Linked DNA regions of Homo sapiens: region 1 is linked to region 2. Evidence: chromatin loops called from intact Hi-C (ENCODE). Cell type or tissue: natural killer cell. All regions are shown on one strand. Each heading gives the region's core, and the rest is flanking DNA. Links, peaks and the distances in the headings are about the cores only.

Region 1 (11,068 bases), core at 2,063-7,062, 140 kb before region 2:
ACAGCAATAAAATTGGACAAAGTTGTCAAAAATAACTATTTAGTCTCTGTAAATTGATGAAAGGTCAATTAAATTGAGGAACATTTATTAAAGAAAATCTACTGAATCTTGGTAAGAATAGTAGGTGTCTATGGCATTTAAGATTGCTCCCATCCCTGCCAGATCCATGTTCTGGATGATTTATCACAGGCAGGTGGAATAGACTGCAGTGACCACCAGCTCCCATTTCTCCCACCAGCTCCAGAAATAAACCATTGTGTTTATGGTCAGTTGATTTTCAGCAAAGGTACCAAGAGAATTCACTGGAGAAAAGACCGTATTTTTAACAAATGGTGCTGGAGCAATTAGATACCCGTATGCAAAAGGATGAATTTGGACCTTAACCTGACACCATACACACTAAGTTAACTCAGATTGTATCAGAGATCTAAATGTAAGCATCAAGGCTATAAAACACTTAAAAACATAAGAAATATTCATAACTTTGGGTTAGACAAGTGTTTTTTAGATATGATACCAGAGCCACAAGCAATAAAATAAAATGGATAAATTAGATTTAATCTATCAGAGTAAAAAAATTTTGCTCTGCCAAAGACAATGTCAAGAGGCTGGAAAGACAAGCTACAGTCTGGTAGAAAATATTTGCAAATCATATATCTGACAAAGGACTTGTATCTAGAATATATAAGGAACCCAAAATGTATAAGGGAACCCAGAATATATAAGGAACCCATAAGAAAACAACCCAGTTTTTAAAATGGGCAAATAACTTGAAGAAACATTTCTCTGAAGAGGGTATTAGGATTGCCAATAAGTACACAAAAAGATATTCAACATCATTAGCCATTAGGGAAATGCAAATTTAAAGTATGGTGAAATACCACTACACACCTATTACAATAGAATGGCTAAAATGAGAGATATTGGCAATACCAAATGTGGATGAGGATGTGGAGCAACTAGAACCCTCATATGATGCTGTAGGGGACAGTGGTTAAAAAATGGTATAGTTGGGCATTTGGGTTGGTTCCAAGTCTTTGCTATTGTAAATAGTGCTGCAGTAAACATACGTGTGCATGTGTCCTTATGGTAGAATGATTTATAATCCTTTGGGTATATACCCAGTAATGGGATTGCTGGGTCAAATGGTATTTCTTTGATAGAATGGATAAAGAAAATGTGGCACATATATACAATGGAATACTATGCAGCTATAAAAAAGAATGAGTTCATGTCCTTTGCAAGGACATGGATGAAGCTGGAAGCCATCATTCTCAGCAGACTAACACAGGAACAGAAAACCAAATACCGCATGTTCTCATTCGTAAGTGGGAGTTGAACAATGAGAACACATGGACAGAAGGAGGGGAACATCACACACCAGGGCCTGTCAGGGGGTAGGGGGAAAGGGGAGGGAGAGCATTAAGACAAATATCTAATGCATGCGGGGCTTAACACCTAGATGATGTGTTGATAGGTGCAGCAAGCCACCATGGCACATGTATACCTATGTAACAAACCTGCACGTTCTGCACATGTATCCCAGAACTTAAACAAAAAAAAAAAGAACTGAAAAAAAAAAAAGGCATAATTACTTTGAGAAATGGCTTGCAGTTTCTCATAAAGTTAAAGATATGCTGCACATATGACCGAGCAGTCCCACTCTGGGTATTTACCTTAGAGAAATGAAAACATGTTCATATAAAAACTTGTTCATGGGTGTTCATGGCAGCTTTATTTGTGCCAGCCAAAAGCTGGAAAGAAGCCAGATATCCCTCAGTAGGTGAGTGTTTATACAATGGAATACAACTTAGCAGTAAAATGAGATGAAGTGTTAATTCACACAATACTTGGATGAACCTCAAAGGTGTTACGCTGAGTGAGAGAAGCCAGTCTCAAAAGGTTACATACTGCATGGTTCCATGTATTTAACCTTGCAAAGACAAAACTGTATTAATGGAAAAAACAAAACAAAACAAAACAAAACAAAAAGCAGTGGTTGCTGGGGTTAATATGTAGGATGAAGGTATCAGTGTGAAGAGATAGTACAAGAGAGTTTTGGGGGAGTGGTAGAACTATTTGGTATCCTTGTTGCAGTGGTGCTTACATGAATCTATATGTGTGTTAAAATTCATAGAACTGTACACCAAAAGAAAAAATAATTCATTGTATAACAATAAAGCAAAAAAAAAATTTTAAGACAACATCAGAGAAATTTTAAAAAAGAAAGGAAAAATATAGGTCATAGATTTGGGGAAAATATTTTCAAATTGTATTTTCAATAAGGGACTTCTATCCAGAAAACAAAAAGTTTGGGTTTTTTTTTTACCATTCAATAAGAGAACCTGAGTTAAAATATGGCAAGAGATTTGAATGACGAGACATTTCACCAAAGAAGATATACAATGGCCTATAAGCACATAAAAAGATGCTCAGCATCTTTAGGCATTAGGGAAATGCACATTAAAACTACAATGAGATACCTCTGAACATTCTCTAAAACAGGTATGATCATAAGACAATAACAAGTGCTGCTGTGCCTGTAAACAAACTATAACTCTTTTTTTTTTTTTTTTTTTGAGGCGGAGTTTCGCTCTTGTTGCCCAGGCTAGAGTGCAATGGCACGATCTTGGCTCACCGTAACCTCCACCTCCCAGGTTCAAGCGATTCTCCTGCCTCAGCCTCCTGAGTAGCTAGGATTACAGGCATGTGCCACAACGTCCAGCTAATTTTGTATTTTTAGTAGAGATGGGGTTTCTCCATGTTGGTCAGGCTGGTCTCGAGCTCCTGATCTCAGGTGATCTGCCCGCCTCGGCCTCCCAAAGTGCTGGGATTACAGGTGTGAGCCACTGCGCCCGGCCAACAAACTGTAACTCTCATGTGTTGCTGGCGAGAATGTAAAACAATACATTTTTCCCAATGTAGTTTGGCAGTTTCTAAAATATTAAACATAGATTTATCATATGACACAGCAGTTCCACTCCTAGGTATCTACTCTAGGGAAATGAAAACATGTCCACAGACTTGTATGCAAATGTTCATAGCAGCGTTATTCACATTAACAAAAAAGGGAAACAACTCAAATATTTATTGATTAGTTAATGGACAAATAAAATATGATACACTGGTACAGTGGAATACTATTTGGCAATAAAAAGGAATGAAGTACTGATACATGCCTCCAACATAGATAAACCTTGAAAACATACTAAGTGAAAGAAGCCAGACACAAGAGGCTACATATTGTATGACACCATTTATATTAAAAGTCCAGAAACGGCAAATCTATAGTACAGAAGGTAGATTAGTAGTTGCCTGGGAATTGGAGTAGGAAGCAGGAAGTGACTGCAGATGGAAATGTTTCAAAATCAGATTGCAGTGATGATTGTGCAACTCTGTGAATATACTAAAAATCATTGAATAGTATACTCTAAAATGGGTGAATCTTATGGTATGTAAATTGTACCTTAATAAAATTGCTTTTTAGTTTCACCACATATTCAAAACAAGGAACAAAAATATTTTGAATGAATTCTCCTTGAAACTAATATATCAACGAATAACACAGCTGCATAAGTAGCAGAACAAGTAGAACAAGGTATTGAAAGGGCTGTAATATTCACTCTCAAAATCCAAGTCATGTAAATTACCCCCAAACCTGAAAAGTCATTGTCAACTGCTGGAATCCATTGGATTCTCTTTATTCATTGAATTAGAAATAGTTATCACCATCTTCAAACACTGTGTAACTGGATGCAAAATGAGATACTTTCTTTTCTTGGAATTTCAGATGAAGCTTTAAAACTCATAACAACCCCTACTGTGCTGTAAAAAACTCCACAGTGGTGGCCACACTGATCAGGTGATCACCTACCCTCAGTACCTTACATAAGAAAAAATGAGGTCTCACTAAAGAACAGTGCACCCACGTACCTGTTCTCCTCCGTAACAAAGGCTTATTAACATAGACATTTAAATATTGTAGCTGATGGATGGCTGTCTAGAATTAAACCTCACCATGTCCACTTGTTCAGCTCTCCTCCCAACAGCCTCAGCCACAAAAGGAAAACTGGCACCAGACCAATGGGAGCTGGTTTCTTTAATGAACCCGTGGGATTTTTAAACCACACGTTGCTCTCATGATTATATTCCTTCATCATACTACCAAGTTTTGGATAAGCACATACATAAACTATATATATGCAAGTACAGTTGTGAAGTGAGTTTTTTTCCTATCCACAAGTTGAAACAGTCTCGAATTTTTGCCCCTTTGGAGTTTACCATCTTGTTTTAAGCCACATCAAATGTCAAAGGAATTTCATCCATATTTGCTTTCTGTAAAAGTTCAAAACAATTCTTTCATTAGTAATGTACCTACGAAATCAGTGATTGTCTCTTTATCAGCTGACATTTTATGTGCTATTTTCCCTGGCCCAAACACACAGTAGGTTATTTCTCTTTGTGATCTAGAACACTAGGCTGTTAATCTGGTCAAATCATTAGTGCTTCTGTTGCTCTCCATCATTTTTTATGAATACTGAACTTTCTGAAGCTTTCAAAAAAAAATCTAGTGCATGTTTTAATTCCTTGTAGCTATGACCACTTCACAGTTCCCTGTCAGGATGTCTCCGAGATCCAGCAGATGAAAATATGCTGTTCATGTTTTCTCCAAGTCTTTATCATTTTCTCACCTAATTACCTTCCTGCAGTTCTAATATCCTATTCTTTCTTCAACTGGAAAACGCCAAATATGAACTTAATATCATGCCATGGAATATAGTGGTAATAAATATGAATCTAAAATGTCTGGGGAGGTACCCAAACTCTACCTTGAGTTAGTGGTGTACCCTGTGGCTTGGTATATTTTTGGTCAAAACTGTCAGGATGGTGTTAACCTTACATCTCTGCTGTGGTGTTTTGTGTTGCCATATTTTAACCACAAGGGGGCAGCATCACCACCTTCGCTGTCTCCCTTCCATCTTTAATATGAGCGCATTGGGCCCAGGGTAGAGAAGAAAAGGTTTTACAACTTTAAAAAGCAATATTCGTCATCTGGTGATGATTGTAAATATGATAGTGATGATTACTGGAAGAGAGTTGAAGAATGTTTCCTCTAATTGAGGAATTTGTCTACAAATATAAACCCTCTCTTGTTAGAGTAGTATTCATGAGGACCTTTGCTAGTATGCTTCAGTCTTTCCATTAGCTCTGCTAATAATGAGGTTAGAAAAGTCAAGAAACAATGAGTTACATGAAGCAGGTTCTGATTTTTAGGAGAAAGATAGTCTGTAAATGACTTGTTTTGGCTTCCTGATGACAATTTAAGTTAAATCATGTTCCAAATAGCTGCCTCCAGATGCTGCAGATCATCCTGTATTATGATGAGTGTTGAAGGGCTAGAGTCGTCTTTGCCATGTAAAACTTCGTCAGAAAATAACTGTCTAACCAGGGAGTGAAATAAGACTAAAAAGCATCACAGAGTTCCATCTAGAGTGGAGAGAGAGCCCCCCAGAGCCCTGAACAGCTCCACTGCCACCAATCTCATTACCATCACACCTGCAAAGGGGCCACTGCTGCCACAGCTGGCCCCAGTCACCATTACTGTGACCGCAAACATGAGCAGTGAGGCTGAGACACTTGGCATGACACCATGGGCAGAGGCAGAGGGAGTGGCAGCCTGCAAACAGGACAAGAAGGTTATCCCAGTGAAAGTTTGGGAACAGTAAGATGGTTCAGTGTAAGAAATATATATGGTTTCGTCCACAGGAATGACACTGGGTGAGATGTATTTGTATGCCAGATTGTCATAAAGAAGAATAACCCCCAGGAAACACCCTGGCAGTACAGGGGATGGAGAAGCTGTGGAGTTCGATGTTGAAGGAGAAAACGGTACACAGGCAGCAAAGATTGCAGGCCCTGGTGGAGTTCCAGTGCCAGGCAGTACAGATGCAGTAGACTGAAGCCATTATAGATGTTATCTGCATCATGGGGGTCTTCCACACGGTCACCAGCACAATTACCAGAACAATGAGAGTGGGGAAAAGAAGGATTGGAGAGTTCCCTTAAACGTCAGGCCTTACAGCACACAGAAGATGCCTCCTCCCTTGCAGAGACCCTATGATTCTTGACCAGAGTGTTCTAACCCTCCTGTGCAGAGACAAGTGATGGAGGGTGGTGACAACCAGGGTGAAGGAGAAGAGGTAGGTCAGTGAGACAGATTACGTATTGGGGTTACAGACCACGAATCTCCAGGGCCCCTCCTCACCTAGAACAGTAATGAACACCCAAGGCCAGCAGCCATGTCATTGTAGGCACCCCCCAACTTCAGTTACCAGCACAGACACCCAGAAAACCCTGAACCACAAGATGGCAAAGAGACTGACAGCTAGGAAGTCCGTTGCCAAGGCTGAGCAGAGCAGGACAGAGTAAATGCCAGCCAACCATTTCTAGTGTCATCTGGTTTGTCATCCTACAGGAATAAATGAATATAAATTCCAGCAATAAGACCTGAACAAAAGATTGGTTCTGAAGACCTTAAGTGACTGCTTTTGGCCCATTTACCAGACAGCTAGCACTATCTGAGTTATGGAGCTTTCATTACTTTTCCCTACAGACATCTCTTTTTGGTAATGATAAATATGTTTTTTTAAATATGTTTTTTAAAAGGTCTGGGGCCAGGCATGGTGGCTCACGCCTGTAATCCCAGCACTTTGGGAGGCCGAGGTGGGTGGATCACCAGAGGTCAATAGTTCGAGACCAGCCTAGCCAACATGGTGAAACCCCGTCTCTACTAAAAATACAAAAATTAGCTGGGTGTGATAGCGCATGCCTGTAGTCCCAGCTACTCGGGAGGCTGAGGCAGGAGAATTGCTTGAACCTGGGAGGCGGAGGTTGCAGCAAGCCGAGATTGCACCACTGCACTCCAGCCTGGGTGACAAAGTGAGACTCTGTCTCAAAAAACAAATAAAATAAAATAAAAGGTCTGGTTTTTCTTATATGCCTTTAAAGGTTTTCAAATTGTTTCGTATCTGGTCAGATTGAGATTATTAAGAAACTCATTTTTAAGTTGTAAAAAAAATCAAGTTGTTTTATTACAAGTCAACAAACTGCAAGTATCTGTTAATATGGGTCTATAATAATTATAATAACACAACACAGATGCAGATTTTGGCTCAAAGAACTATATTTTTCTAGATTTTATATTTTATTTGCTATTCAACAATGTCTTGTGAGTTCTTATATATCTTGGTGATAAGAGACATTATAGAACATTACACATGGAAGACAGTAAACATCGTTCTTTTTCTCAGCAACTTTCTCCATTAATGGCAAAATGAGATGAGGAAGCAAATATATCATTCTGTCTTTTAATATTGCCAGCAAAGAACTGAATTTAGAGAGAAGTCTGAAATTTTCCTTCTAGAGAATTATAGAAAGTGTCTGATAGTGATTTATGGCTGGTTTTTTGTTTTTGTTTTTTAATCTTTCACTCACTTTTACTTGGGCATGTCTGACTCGTGTTCAGGTCCAGGGAGCCACACTCCTTCCTTATTCACAGAATTGAATGCTTATACATGATCTTGCTGTTTTTATTTTTCCTAATGGGAGAGCCCTACTAAGAAGGGTATGAGACTTACATACTTGTAGCTGATGATCTTAGCCATCTCATAGCTACAGCCCCAAGAAGCCAGCTCTCCAGCCCCTGAATCCTGACTCCTCAAATGTACACTGCAGTGTTTCACTTCCCAAGGGGTGTAATTACCTTCTCCATGATACCAGTGTTTCAAATGACCTAAGCAAAAGAATTTCTTTTTTCTCCCCTTTCCTCTGATGTGTGGCAAAGCAAGTTACATTTATAGCAACTGGAAATTCCAGTGGGCTGGTCCTTGCTGGCACATGGCAACAGGACTGGCTTGAGGGATGCTGCTGAGTGAAATGAAAGAGCTCAGCAGTTCTGCTTTGTGCTGTCCTGGCCAGAAAAATCTTTGCTGCTTGTCATCCCATCTTCCTCCACTAGAAGCCTGAGAAATGAGACATGCTCAGGTGTTAAAAGTGGTCACAGGGCTGGCTGGATGTGGTGGCTCACACCTGTAATCCCAGCACTTTGGGAAGCTGAAGCCAGCAGATCACTTGAGGTCAGGAGTTCGAGACCAGCCTGGCCAACATAGTGAAACCTTGTCTCTACTAAAAATACAAAAAAAAAAAAAAAAAAAAAATTAGCCGGGTGTAGTGGTGGGTGCCTGTAGTCCCAGCTACTTGGGAGGCTGAGGCAGGAGAATTGCTTGAACCTGGGAAGCGGAGGTTGCAGTGAGCCCAGATCACGCCACTGCACTCCAGCCTGGGTGAGAGAGCGAGACTCCACTCAAAAAACAAAAAAGTGCTCACAGTGTCATAATACCACTGAAGGTACTGTCCCACCTTGTCCTCCTGGTGGCCGAGCAACTTAAATCGGACCAGAATAGATGGATGCTTAACCCTTTCAATCCTGAAGGCCCATGCAGTTTCTCCTAAAATACATACCCCATGCCCAGTTTCTAAGATTACTGCTGCATTTCTTAGTTGTTGAAAGTCAACTATGCCATTATTTCCACACTTTCTCTATCCTTCCTCAGGCCTGATGAGTTTTTTTCCACTCTTTCAGGGCTCATCGTTGGGGTGATCCTGAGGTATGGTACCCCTGCTACCAGTGGCCGTGACAAATCACTCAGCTGCACTCAGGAAGACAGGGCCTTCAGTACCTTATTAGTGAATGTCAGCGGAAAGTTCTTCGAATACACTCTGAAAGGAGAAATCAGTCCTGGCAAGATCAACAGCGTAGAGCAGAATGATATGCTACGGAAGGTGAGCTGGGGACACTCAGCCATCCTTGTCCTGACATGGTTGTTGATTCCCTGACTTGTCTTGACCTTGTGGAGAGAAATCCTTCCAAACTCCTGGATTATCCGTAACATTCCTGGCTCTCTGTTTTGTTACAAAGCTTTTTGGTCCATGATGAGGAGAAGGAAGAACCAGATCTTCAACTTGAGCCTTTCAGCTGGTGACCTTTGTGGGTCTGTTAGCATCTGTAGCTGAAATGGGCCACTGATTGTGCAATGGATTTGTACGTCCCCACTCAGCTCATTTATCCAGCCACCATCTCCTCTTTGCTATGTCTCTTATCCTTCCTGTGGTTTAGGGATGATATTGCTACTTTCTTAAAATAAGATTGATTTCACTTTTAGCTTAATTTATTCAGTATTCAGAAGGGTAATTCTTAGTTCTTCGTGGTTCTTTTGCTATATCCTACAAATATTTGAGTGCTTACTCTTATCAGTGATTGATGCCAGAGGCTTAATGAATCTTCAGGGGAAGAAGAAGATCTTGTTGTCTTAGAATTTGAGTCCAAGCATTTTCATTTAATGTTGGGGTAGCAACATAGTCCACATGAAAAAGCATTATACATCTTGCATGGGTAATTTCCAGGATAAGCAAGAGATCTGTATTAATTGATGTATACTCCATTACCTTATAGACCAGGGTTTATCAGAAGGAAGCCTTCTGTATAGCGGTCTTGGGAGATCCAGGTTGTGGGGAGCCCATTTTAATACAGCACAAGGCTAAGGTATGTGAAGGCTGACAGTGAAAGGCAGAGTGTAGCCTGTGCTCCAGAAATTAAATTATTGTTGTTTTTGGAATCTACCCTAATCCTTAAGGAAAATTATTCTCTACCTGGAGCATTAAACATGACCATCTTTTCTGTGTCCCTAATGGCAGCACTCTTTGCTCTCAACTCTTCATAAGAAAGCATGGGGTTTTCATAAACATTCTGAAATTCAGCGCAACTGAGAATGAAATCCAATGTAAATACCACACTTAATGGCTGTTTGGAAATGGCAGCTTGAGCCCTTCATATTGGATAAGATGGGGGAAAAGGGAAATGATACCAACACATTTCCATCTTTCAGGTCATAATAGAAGATGAAGCTGACTTTTGCTCTCTTATCTTTAGAAACCTGTTTATTTAAATCCCCTCTGTTTAAAATTTTGCTGCACAAAGCAAAGGTGGGAGAACAAACAAGGCCAGGATGATTGTTGCTAGTTGAGGGAAAAGAGACATGTTGACATAGCTTGGTTGATAAGAAGAGCATTGGACTGAGTGTCAGAAAACCCTTGTGCTAGTTTGTACATTATTGGGTTTGGTGGCATCCAGCAATTTTCACTGCCTTTGGGCCCAGTGTCCTCATATTGGGTAGGTACTGTCCAAGGCTCCTTCTCATTCTGACATTCCCTGCTTTGCAGAACACTCTTATCTTTAACAAGAAGAGAGAATAAAGCATCATTTGAAAGAACCTACTTTTATTAGGCTGATTAACACCTCCAGTTTCTAAACAAATAAGTTAACATTTAATAACTAGAATGAAGGTTTAAAAATAATTGAAACACAAGCCAAATAATCTACCAGCGTGAACAAATTCTTTAAAAAGATTAGCATGTTTATAGCATGCTTAATTTTTTTCTGGATATGATAAAACTTTGTTCTCTAAAAGTTTCAGAGTAATTTGATTAATTTCCCTGTATCAAACCTACAAGAAATTTCAGTTCCTTTAAAGTTGCCCAATTTATGCTGATGTTCAGGAGCCACTAACATCACTGGTGACTTTGATTTAGGCTACATCAAGTGTCACAGAAGGCTGGTCACTCAAAAGAGACTTAAATTCAGCACAATTTTGTCTATAAAGGATTCTGTGAGGGGATCCAGGAAGTTAATAAAGAATCACGACGGCATCTTTTACTGCAGTTGAGTCTTTATAAACGTGTGATGAAAATCAAGATTTTTTTTTTTTTTTTTGAGATGGAGTCTCGCTCTGTTGCTCAGGCTGGAGTGCAGTGGTGCGATCTCAGCTCACTGCAACCTCCGCCTCCTGGGTTCAAGCGATTCTCCTGCCTCAGCCTCCCAAGTAGCTGGGATTACAGGCATCTGTCACCACACCTGGCTAATTTTTGTATTTTTAGTAGAGATGGGGTTTCACCATATTGGCCAGGCTGGTCTCGAACTCCTGACCTTGTGATCCACCCGCCTCGGCCTCCC
Region 2 (11,068 bases), core at 3,679-8,678:
AAAGAGACATTTACCATCTATTCTCTCTGAGGGCTGCTACTTAGGAACCTTCATCTACATAACAAGGTCCTCAGCCCCCATAACCCCCTTATCTTAACTCAAGCATTCCTTTCTACTGACTTCATGTCTTCAGACAACAGCTTAACTCTCTCAACCAACTGTCATCTAAAGAATACCTAAAACCGGCCGGTCGCGGTGACTCACGCCTGTAATCCCAGCACTTTGGGAGGCCAAAGCAGGCGGATCACCTGAGGTCGGGAGTTCCAGACCAGCCTGACCAACATGGAGAATCCCCACCTCTACTAAAAATACAAAATTATCTGGGTGTGGTGGCACATGCCTGTAATCCCAGCTACTCAGAAGGCTGAGGCAGGAGAATCCCTTGAACCTGGGAGGCAGAGGTTGCAGTGAGCTGAGATCATGCCACTGCAATCCAGCCTGGGTGACAGAGTGACACTGTCTCCAATATATATACATTTTTAAATGAAGTCTAGGATTTACTTTATGGCTTCAGGGTTGTCCTTCTGGTTTATGCTCCATCATGATGTTATATAATATTCATATATATATAATTTATTTATTTTTGAGACAGAGTCTCACTCTGTCACCAGGCTGGAGTGTAGTGGCATCATCTCGGCTCACTGCAACCTCCACCTCCCGGGTTCAAGCGATTCTTCTGCCTCAGCCTCCCGAGTAGCTGGGACTACAGGCAGGTGCCACCACGCCCAGCTAATTTTTGTATTTTTAGTAGAGACAGGGGTTCACCATGTTGGCCAGGTTGGTCTCAATCTCCTGACCTCGTGATCCACCTGCCTCGGCCTCTCAAAGTGCTGGGATTATAGGCGTGAGCCACCACACCCAGCCCGTATATATTTTATTATTTTTCATATTTAATTTTAATCCACTTGGAATTTGTCATTATATATAATATGTAGGGGTCCAGGATTTTTTCCTTACAGATTTATATCACATCAATCCTGTCAATTTTCACAAACTGAAAACACCTTTAATTTTCAATACATACATGGATATACATTGGAACTCTGCCTTCTACTGACGTTTTTGTCAACCATTATAACTTAGCATAAGTAGGTTTATAATAATTTTTTTTTGCAGCAGGGTCTCACCCTGTTGCCCAGGCTGGAGTGCAGTGGCATGATCAAGCCTCACTGCAGCCTCAAAGCTCTGGCGCTCAAGTGACTCTCCCACCTTAGCTTCCTAAGTAGCTGGGACTACAGGCACACACCACCATGCCCAGATTTTTTTTTTTTTTTTTGGTAGTGATGAGGTCTTACTATGTTGCCCAGGCTGGTCTCAAACTCCTAGGTTCAAGCCATCCTCCCACCTCAGCCTCCCAAAGTGTTGGGATTATAGGCGTGAGCCACCATGCTTGGCCCCTCTCAACTTATTTTTTCATACTTTTTAAGGTAAACGTCAGACATTTAGTCTTCCCTGTCTTGGGTACAACTGAGTGGGGATGGTGTTGTGGACAGTAAAGGAATTTTGCCAAAACAGTCATAGGTAAAGAAAGGCAGATTTATCAGAGAAAGTTTGAAGATACGTTGTAAGGGTTCAATGGGCAGCACAGCAGAGAAGAGGCTGTCTGAGAGGCAGGGGCTGGAGGTTTTAAGTTTTATAAGGTTGTGCTGGAAAGGCCACATGCAAAACAAGGTATCTGGGAACAGGATGTGTGCCAGCAGGTTGTCTGCAATTAGCCATCTATAGAACAATTGTTCTCTCTCACCTGGGACCCCTTCCTTCTTGTTGCTTACTTATCAGGACTCCACATTCCATATATTCTGATTCTGGATTTTTTTGTTTCAGTGATCTAATTCTGCTCTATGCCACATTATTTACTTTAGTTTATAATGCCCTCTAATATCTTGTAAGATGAGTCTTCCCATGTTACCTCTATCCACCAAATACTCTTAGTTGTTCATATATTTTTTCTGCCAATTAAAATGAAGTATAATTGTACTATAGGCCCCTGATCCCATTTAGCATATTGGTTAAATTGCCTTAAATCTATCAATTAGGCTTAGGGACAATTTCGGTTTTTTTTTTTTTGAGACGGAGTCTCGCTCTTGCCCAGGCTAGAGTGCAGTGGCGTGATCTCGGCTCACTGCAAGCTCTGCCTCCTGGGTTCATGCCATTCTCCTGCCTCAGCCTCCCGAGTAGCTGGGACTACAGGCACCCGCTACCATGCCCGGCTAATTTTTTTATATTTTTAGTAGAGACGGGGTTTCACCATGTCAGCCAGGTTGGTCTCGATCTCCTGACATGATCTGCCCGCCTCGGCCTCCCAAAGTGCTGGGATTACAGGCGTGAGCCACCGTGCCCGGCCAGGTTTTACAGTATTAAGTCTTCACTAAGGAGTACAGTTTATTTTCCTTTATATAGATGATGTCCAACCTTCTTAGGCTTATTTATACTTGTGTTCTTGCTTTTTGAATTGCATCATTTTTCCTACTATATATATTTTACTAGTCATCATTCACATGTACATTACAGCTAATCCAGATACTACAAAGCCCATAGTTGGTATCTAGCTAGGTAATAGCCACAATACCATTTTCATTTCAGAAAAGAAAGTGACAATGCAAAGGTGGACTTGAGACACAGAGGGAAAAAGGAACCTGGAAGATAGTATGCTAAATGAAATAAACTAGACACAGAATGACAAATACTGCATTATCTCACTTAAAGGTGAAATCTTAAAAAGTTGAACTCATAGAAACAGAGAGTAGAACAGTGGTTACCAAGGACTGGGGATGCAGGAGTGGGAGACAGGAAATGGAGAGATGTTGGTCAAAAAATAAAAACACTCTTTTTTTTTTTTGGAGACAGAGTCTTGCTCTGTCGCCCAGGCTGGAGTGCAGCGGCACGATCTCAGCTCACTGCAACCTCTGCCTCCCAGGTTCAAATGATTCTCGTGCCTCTGCCTCCCAAGTAACTGGGACTACAGGTGCGCACCACCACACGTGGGTAATTTTTTGTATTTTTAGTAGAGACAGGGTTTCACTATGTTTCCCAGGATGGTCTTGAACTCCCGAGCTCTGGCAATCCACCCACCTTGGCCTCCCAAAGTGCAAGGATTACAGACGTGAGCCACCACGTCTGACCTAAAAGGTAAAAACATTCTACGATGAACAAGTTCTGCAGATCTAAGGTACAGTATGGATGGTGATGGATGTATTAGTTGATTGTGGTAACCATTATACAACGCATACACATATCACATTTTAAAAACCCACTGTTTTAGGTATAAAAAAGAAAGACATGTATTTTTAAAAAATGAAAGAAAAACACCGAGAAAAGATGAGGCAAGCATAACAAACCTAGTGGTTTTCATTTGAAGGCAGTGGTTTTTAAACAAAAGTATTTTCACAAAAGGAATGAGAACATCTCAGTATTATATATTTGATACAATTCCCAAATAAATTGTCACAATAAAACAAGGTTGCTTATGCAGAACCCTTGAAATACAATGTATGTAAAAATATTTTTACTACTGTGCTCAAGAATAGAGATTTTGAGGACAATTCTTACATATTTAAGAAGCAAAAACTTTAGTTAATACTCAGACTTTATTCAACATCAGAAAATATGCAATGAAGAGAAAATCTACAATTTAAATCAGCTTGCAGATACATTTACTTCTGGATCACAACTTACTCAGCATTAGAAAATTCACACTGGCTGGGCGTGGTGACTCACCCTGTAATCCTAACACTTTGGAAGTCTGAGGGCAGGAAGAGGCCTTGAGTCCAGGAATTCCAGACCAGCGTGGGCAACATAGCGAGACACTATCTCTACAAAAAATTTAAAAAATTAGCCAGGTGTGGTGGCGCACACTTGTCCCAGCTACTCAGGAGGCTAAGGTGGCAGGGTCCTTTGAGACCAGGGTCCTTTGAGCCGAGGCTATAGTATGCCATGATCACGCCTCTAAATAGACACTGCATTCCAAACTAGGCAACATAATGGCATCCTGTCTCTAAAATAAATAAATAAATAAGAAAATATTTGGCTGGGTGCAGTGGCTCACACCTGTAACCCCAGCACTTTGGAAGGCTGAGGCAGGCGGATCACCTGAGGTCAGGAGTTCGAGACCAGCCTGGCCAACATATAGTGAAACCCCGACTCTACTAAAAATACAAAAAAATTAGCTGGGCATGGTGGCGTGTGCCTGTAATCCCAGCCACTCGGGAGGCTGAGGCAGGAGAATTACCTGAACCCACGAGATGGAGGTTGCAGTGAGCCAAGATCACGCCGCTGCACTCTAGCCTGGGCAACAAGAGCCAATAACTCCATCTCAAAAAAAAAAAAAATTGGCTACATGCAGTGTTTTTATCACATTAACCGGTATTATGGTGAAGTTACCTTTTGAAAAGTCATCTGGCGAAAACAACTGTTAACATCAGATGACAGTGACTTTGACAAAGCATTATACTACTAGGGTAAAAATGACTGAAGAGATTGGCGCAAAATGAGGAAAGGGGCTTCGTTTCTGAGAATACCAGCTCCACTCAACACTGGATACTCTCCTGCCTATGGAAATCCACAGGGGCAGTTGCAGAGAGTGCTGCATGTTTCATAGTGTTGGGATAGGACAATGAAAACTAACATTTACCAGGTGCCTGCCACGGGCTATTCCTGGGCTTGAGGCTCTAAAGATGTCCCTTTGAACAATAACAACAGCCATCTAGGTTAGGTGGTCCTTAGCTATGGCAGAAAAGAGGGGACTGAGGCCCAAGAAGCTAGTAAGTGGTGGATTCCAGTCTTTTCTTCCAATGGATTAGTAGACACCAATGGCCCAGGAAGGGTGTTTCTTGATTTTTGAATACTAACATCATGAATAGCAAATGCTGGCATGGCAATAAGGGCATGCCCTGCATCTGGTCACATTCAAATCATCAGTCCCTTCTCTTTCTGCATAAACACTTGATCTTACAGAATCAGGATATGGAGAGATGCTGGCCAGGGCCACAGATCAGGTGCTTCTGCAGTTTGCAATTTCTTTACTCTCCTCAGGACATATTAACCCTATCATACTATTAACCCTTTTCTGCCTACTGATAGTGATATCTGAAAAGGTTATCAAATCACCTCTCCTCTAGAAATAAATAGGTTGGTATCTCTAAACCTGGCCATCAGTAACACATACACATGAAATTCTGAATGAGCAGTAATTCACTGCTCACATGTCCAAGGGAAAACAGGCTCTTTTCCTGGGACTTGTACAGGAGGCTTGGAGAGAGTCACTTCCCAGGGTCTGGCTGTATTGAGTTTGCAGATTTAGGTTGTAACTCATCCAAACTATCTGGGGAATGCAAGTTAACCTGAGAGGAGAAAGAGAAAGAGGAAAAACACTCATGTTCAAATGGAAATTAAATACGTGTCTGATAGATTACACAAATGTCTTGGACACATCTATGAACAGTGTCTGGCACCAGCTGGCTCTAGCACAGAAGGGTTTGCTGTGTACCTGAGGGAGACTCTGTCATACTTGACCCAAAGAGGCCCGCTTGGTGACCAGGCAGGCATAGTAAGCATGGAGAACAACACTTGTTCTCTTTCTCCCAGACCCAGACAGGAAACAGAAAACTTTCCTCAAGTTTACTACAGGCCTTTTTAGCGGGCCATGTTGCCACTGGCTGGCATTCTCAGAGAAAACACCTCTCCGCTAAAAAGTAAAATCCAGATTCTCCCAGGGTGTCTAAGATCCTAGGAACCGGAGCCCCACCACTGGGTAGAGAACAATCAGAATGAGGCTTTCTTCCCTCACTTCGGGAGGTTGCTGGCTCTGAAGCCCGGCTCCAAAGCCCCTCTTCCAGGCCACTTCCCCGACTGAGCCAGACCTGTTGCTCTTAGGACGCTCTGAGCCAGGCCTAGGGCCCCGCTCCATGTGGCCTGCCTGGACCCTAGAGGGCCGCGCTCTGGAGCTGCCACAGATGCCAGAGGCGCGACTCTTTTTCCTATTCCTAGGAGCGGAAGACAGAAACAGTGGCCTTGGGGACAGAGGGGTGGGAACACCCCACGTCCACTGCAAGAGAACGAAGTGGAAGAAGGGATTTCGGCTTCGGAGCCGGCAGGGGCCTGGGCACTGGAAAGCCCGCGCGGAGTTCTCTCGCCTCTCGCCGCCCAGGTACGCCTCCCCGGACCTTTTGTACGACTTACCGTTGGAAATGGTCACACATTCCTTCTCCCCTTAGAGCGAACACTGTCATAACCACTGAAGCGCGGGCCGAGGAGCGCCACATCGGCCACAGGCTTTGTTGCCCCGCCTTCAAAGCCACTGCGCGTGCGCATTGCTTTGACTTCACGTTCCCAGGGGGCTGTGGGAAGCGGAAATGCTCGGCTGACCCGGAGGGTGGCGCTTCGTTCACACTGGCTGTTGTCATCCGCCCCTGAGGTTTCAGGCTGTCGGCAGTGAAGTAAGCGGGAGGGTGAGGTGGTGATGGTTTTGATCGGGGGAAGGGGGGACGGGAGGAATGACGGGAGTTTACGGGGCCGTGGGGTCATGGGGCCACGGGTGAGCGTCCTTGTGGGGATTGAGTGACACAGGCGGTGGGCGTGAGTGTTGGGGGCGAGGTTCGGGGCCAGCGAGTGACTAATTGATTGAGTCACTCAGCGCTTGTATCCTCACCCGGTGGTAACTGCCAGACACTCTTGCAAATGTTTCACATTAGCAGGAGCCCTGTGAGGTGTTACGATGATTATTTTCATGTTATAGAGAGAAAACGGTACAGTGTGGCTTGGCAACCTGTCCAAAGTCCCGTAGGTAGCAAACCCGAGGAATCCTTTTTCTTTTTCTTTTCCTGTACTTTGTTTATCATGTTTATTGTTTCCAGTGTGTCTCTTCCTCCAGACTAGAAATCTGGAGCTGGGAATTTGAGATTTTGTTCACTGATGGATTTGCAACACGGAGAACCGGCTCATGGAAGGCAATCATTTCTTCAGTGAATAAAAGTGGCACAGCAGCCAGTCAGTTGATTCCAAAGCCCGGACTCAGGAAGGCAGGGTTTCGCTCACTGAGGATAATTGAGCTGTGCATGAATGTTAACTCTTAAAACTAGAATGAGGGGTTGTCCCTCTTCTGTTGGGTAAAAACCTTTGGGTTTCACTCAACTTCACTGCATGGAAGGGAGCATAGGTGTTGCTAATTGAATCTCCTGTGGTCATTGTGTTTCCAGGGTCAGAGTGCAGACCTGAGACCACTGCTCACCGATTTCAGACTCCAGTTTATCTGTGCCTCGGCTTCCCCACTTAGTCGCAGAAGACTTAGGCTGAGGCCCCAGGAAGAGGTGAGTTCCCTGGGTCACAGGCAGAGATCTAGTGCTATAGTGATGGCCCCAACTGGGGTGTGTTTGTCTCTGAATCCCTTGGTCCTGCCGCCTTGGACACAAGAGAGGTACGCTGAGCTGAGGCGAGTTGGAGGAGAAGCCTCAGCAAGAGCCCAGACCCAGATCCTCAGAGCAAAGGAGGCTCACGGGACAGCAGGTCCTAGAAGAGCTGGACCCGTAGTGGCCTTTGTCCCTCACTTCAGCTGAGACAGAGCAAAGCTGGCTCTACTTCCAGGTGCCATGGAGGACCATGTGACAGTGCAGTTTGATTCCTGCTGGAGGAGGGACAGGTGAAAGTCACAGGTGGATGGAGGCATGGATGTCCCCCATGGGGGCAGGTGCCCTGCTGTAGTACCTGCAAAGGCGGGATGAGGCTGGGAAGGATCACAGCCAGCCACAGAGGATTGGCCTCTCCTAGCACACCTATTTGTGCACCCCCATGCTTCCTTCTCTTGCCATTGGCTATTTCTGAATTTGAGTCAGCCCCACACCATCAACCAGGCACCTGCTTCCAGGGGAAATGCTGAGTGTCCGTTCATCCTGACCAAAGTGCAGAAAATATATTTTTAGTTTATAGAATTTCAGAGTAGTCTCTAGGTATGCTGTCATCCAGCTCTGCTGCCTTATTTCAATGCTTAATGAAAGTGGGCCAGGGGACATGACCTGCTAAGCTACACGGAGCTGAACCCTGTTGTCCTGATGGTATCACAGTGATTGCTGCAGTATGAAATGGTTACTCTGCACAGAATCTCCTTGCTGGAACTTTCTTTTGAAAATCTGCCAAAGAAGGAGGAGCATGGCAATCAAAATGCAAATCATGGGAAAGGAGGAAGTGGTGGGGTGGGAGCAGGGTAGGTGGCCAGTTAGAGAGGTGGATGCAGGGAAGCAGGCACAGTGGTTTTCAGCCCCTCACAGAACTGACAGTGCTTGGCTGTTACCCACCCAGCCCCACACCTCTCCTTCCCTGCGGCCCTTTGAGCCCTGGTTGGGCTCCTTCCTCCAAACCACATGAAGAGATCTTACTCATACACACTTGGAGAGTGTCTTTTCACCTCTAGGGCTCTGTTTGATAAGAAGTGATTTTTTAATAAATTTTAATTTTTGTTTCATTAGTAATTAATATTCCTTGTCAAAAATGCAAATAAACAAGAAAATTAAAATCACCGAACAATGTAACCAATGTCAGCATTTGAATAAATGCTGTTTGAGGTCAGGCGCGGTGGCTCATGCCTGTAATCCCAGCACTTTGGGAGGCTGAGGCGGATGGATCACCTGAGGTCAGGAGTTTGAGGCCAGCCTGACCAACATGATGAAACCCCGTCTCTACTAAAAATACAAAAATAATTAGCTGGGCATGTTGGTGCATGCCTATAATTCCAGCTACTTGGGATGCTGAGGCAGGAGAATCGCTTGAACCCGGGAGGTGGAGGTTGCAGTGAGCTGAGATCATGCCACTGCACTCCAGCCTGGGCAACAAGAGCAAAACTGCATCTCAAAAAAAAACAAAAAAAAGAATAAATGCTGTTTGAGACTTCATATTTGTACATATTGCTTAACAAAAATGAGATTACACTGCAGTTGCTTTGTTGGAACCTCCCTTTAAACACCCAGGAACTGAAAACAAAGTTCAGAAACCATCTTTAAAGCCTGTGTAGTATGCTTGTTTTGCACGTGTCATATTTTTTTACTAAGTCCCCTTTGCTGCACATTTAGTTGCTTCGAAGATTTTTTTATTTTTTTGTTTATTTTTGAGCCAGGCTCTGACGTTGTCACACAGGCTGGAGTGCAGGGACGTGATCATGGCTCACTAACCTCGCACTCCTGGGCTCAAGAGACCCTCCCATCTCAGCCTTTTGAGTAGCTGGGACTACAGGCATGCACCACCACGCCAGCTAATTTTTTTAATTTTCGGTTTTGTAGAGACAAGGCCTTGCTATATTGTCTAGGCTGGTCTTGAACTCCTGGCCTCAATCAATCCTCCTTCAGCGCCCCCCGCATGCAGGGATTATAGGCAGATTTTTCATAGTGGAAATGACAATGGTGAACATTTTGCATCTTTGTGCTAGGAATAGAACTCTTGAGATAAAGGAGATGTTAAGTTGTTACTGGTTTCTGACATGTAGATGGCTTTGGACACAAGTCATACATCTGTCCAGTAAGGGAGACAAAGTTTCATGTGCAAAACCCACATGATCTTAGTAGCGTCCCATGGAATAGGCTGAAGCTACCAGGCCTTATTTTTAGATGATTCTTCCCAGGGTGCAAAGGTAATTATTATTAGGGTGGTGATGATGATCTTATGTCTATACCCACTGAACTCAACCCTTCTAATTCTGTATTTGTAGATCTCCATCCTTTGCAGGAGCACAACAAGATGGCCATGTCCCAGGTGAGTTCTAATGTACCCCTACTTTTTTTCCAGTGAAATTGAGGCAAAGTTTGGAATCTATATAATAAACTTGAAAATACCAATTATCCCCTCTTCTCTGGCTGTTTTCTGTTCAACTTGTCCTCAGCCTCTGGTTTCTCTAATCCTTCCCCTCACCAGGAGAGAGGAAAAACAAAAAGATACCTCTCTCTACTTGTTCTTCCAGAAACTGTACCTCATCTTTTCTTCTTCTTCTCAGAGAAGAATTGTTTAAATACATAGATTCACCTTGCTTTTTCCTCTTTCTTCACTTCTAGATCGCTTGGTCTTTTTTACTGTGTTTAAGAGAATAAGTTTGTGTATAATGTTTTAATGTACATAGAAGAAACTAGTAGCCAATAAAGTTTCTATTTCTTCTCCCCCCAGTACCACGTTCCTCCTTAGAGATGTCCACTGTTAACAGTTGGGTGAAACTGTGGGGTAGATGCATTTATGTCAGTTTAATGAACTAAAAACGTACACGTATATATTTTTTTTATGCTTTTACACAAATGGCATCATATTCCCATACCCATCTTGCTTTCTGAACCTGATTATATCCTGGGTGGTGTTCCTTGTCAATATATAAAGATTGTTTTAATTCCTATTTCATAGTATGGATGTATCATGTAACTATTTTTCTATTCACAGATATTTAGGTTTTTAATTTCTTTTTCTTTTTTTTTTTTTTTTGTGACGGAGTTTCACTCTTGTTGCCCAGGCTAGAGTGCAATGGTGCGATATCGGCTCACTGCAACCTCCGCCTTCCAGGTTCAAGCGATTTTCCTGCCTCAGCCAACCGAGTACCTGGGATTACAGGCATGTGCCACCATGCCCAGCCAATTTTGTATTTTTACTAGAGATGAGGTTTCTCCATGTTGGTCAGGCTGGTCTCGAACTCCCGACCTCAGGTGATCTGTCCACCTCAGCCTCCCAAAGTGCTGGGATTACAGGTGTGAGCCACCGTGCCTGGCCTTTTTTTTTTTTTTTTAAATGGAGTTTTGCTCTTGTCGCCCAGGCTGCGGTGCAGTGGCGTGATCTCGGCTCACTGCAACCTCTGCCTCCCAGGTTCAAGCGATTCTCCTATCTCAGCCTTCCAAGTAGCTGGGATTACGTGCACGTGCCACCACACCCGGCTAATATTTGTATTTTTAGTAGAGACGGGGCTTTACCATGTTGGCCAGGCTGGTCTCGAACTCCTGACCTCAGGTGATCTACCCACCTCGTCCTCCCAAAGTGCTGGGATTACAGGCATGAGCCACTGCACCTGGCCTAATTTTTTTTTACTATTGTATACAGTACCTCATGAACAATTTTC

What was found. Peaks named below come from ENCODE experiments on the same cell type or tissue, not always from the same donor. Only the 100,000 strongest peaks of a DNase experiment are listed, where the experiment ranks them.
Region 1: a loop joins it to region 2, with 2.4 times the contacts of the local background. A loop is called at or near these places in 44 of 110 quality-filtered maps.

Annotation. Positions count from the first base shown.
Region 1 is chrX:46,680,109-46,691,176 of GRCh38, reverse strand. SLC9A7 (solute carrier family 9 member A7) reads left to right here. Exons shown (of 17, transcript NM_001257291.2): 2 at 8,642-8,841. It also overlaps the pseudogene YBX1P8. Among named protein-coding and RNA genes, the nearest start is that of SLC9A7, 73 kb to the left of the region's middle. In natural killer cell, for the core only: a CTCF peak has its summit at 4,942 (motif pointing right); a DNase peak (open chromatin) is centred at 4,946.
Region 2 is chrX:46,540,737-46,551,804 of GRCh38, reverse strand. It overlaps ZNF674 (zinc finger protein 674), which reads left to right and starts at 6,384. Exons shown (of 6, transcript NM_001190417.2): 1 at 6,384-6,434; 2 at 7,194-7,304; 3 at 9,689-9,732. The coding sequence starts at 9,718. It overlaps ZNF674-AS1 (ZNF674 antisense RNA 1), which reads right to left and starts at 6,315. Exons shown (of 2, transcript NR_015378.3): 1 at 6,178-6,315; 2 at 3,330-5,339. RefSeq lists enhancers at 1-200, 6,046-6,195, 5,811-7,010. In natural killer cell, for the core only: no CTCF peak of the experiment used is centred there; a DNase peak (open chromatin) is centred at 6,354; H3K4me3 peaks cover 1,597 bases; H3K27ac peaks cover 1,899 bases.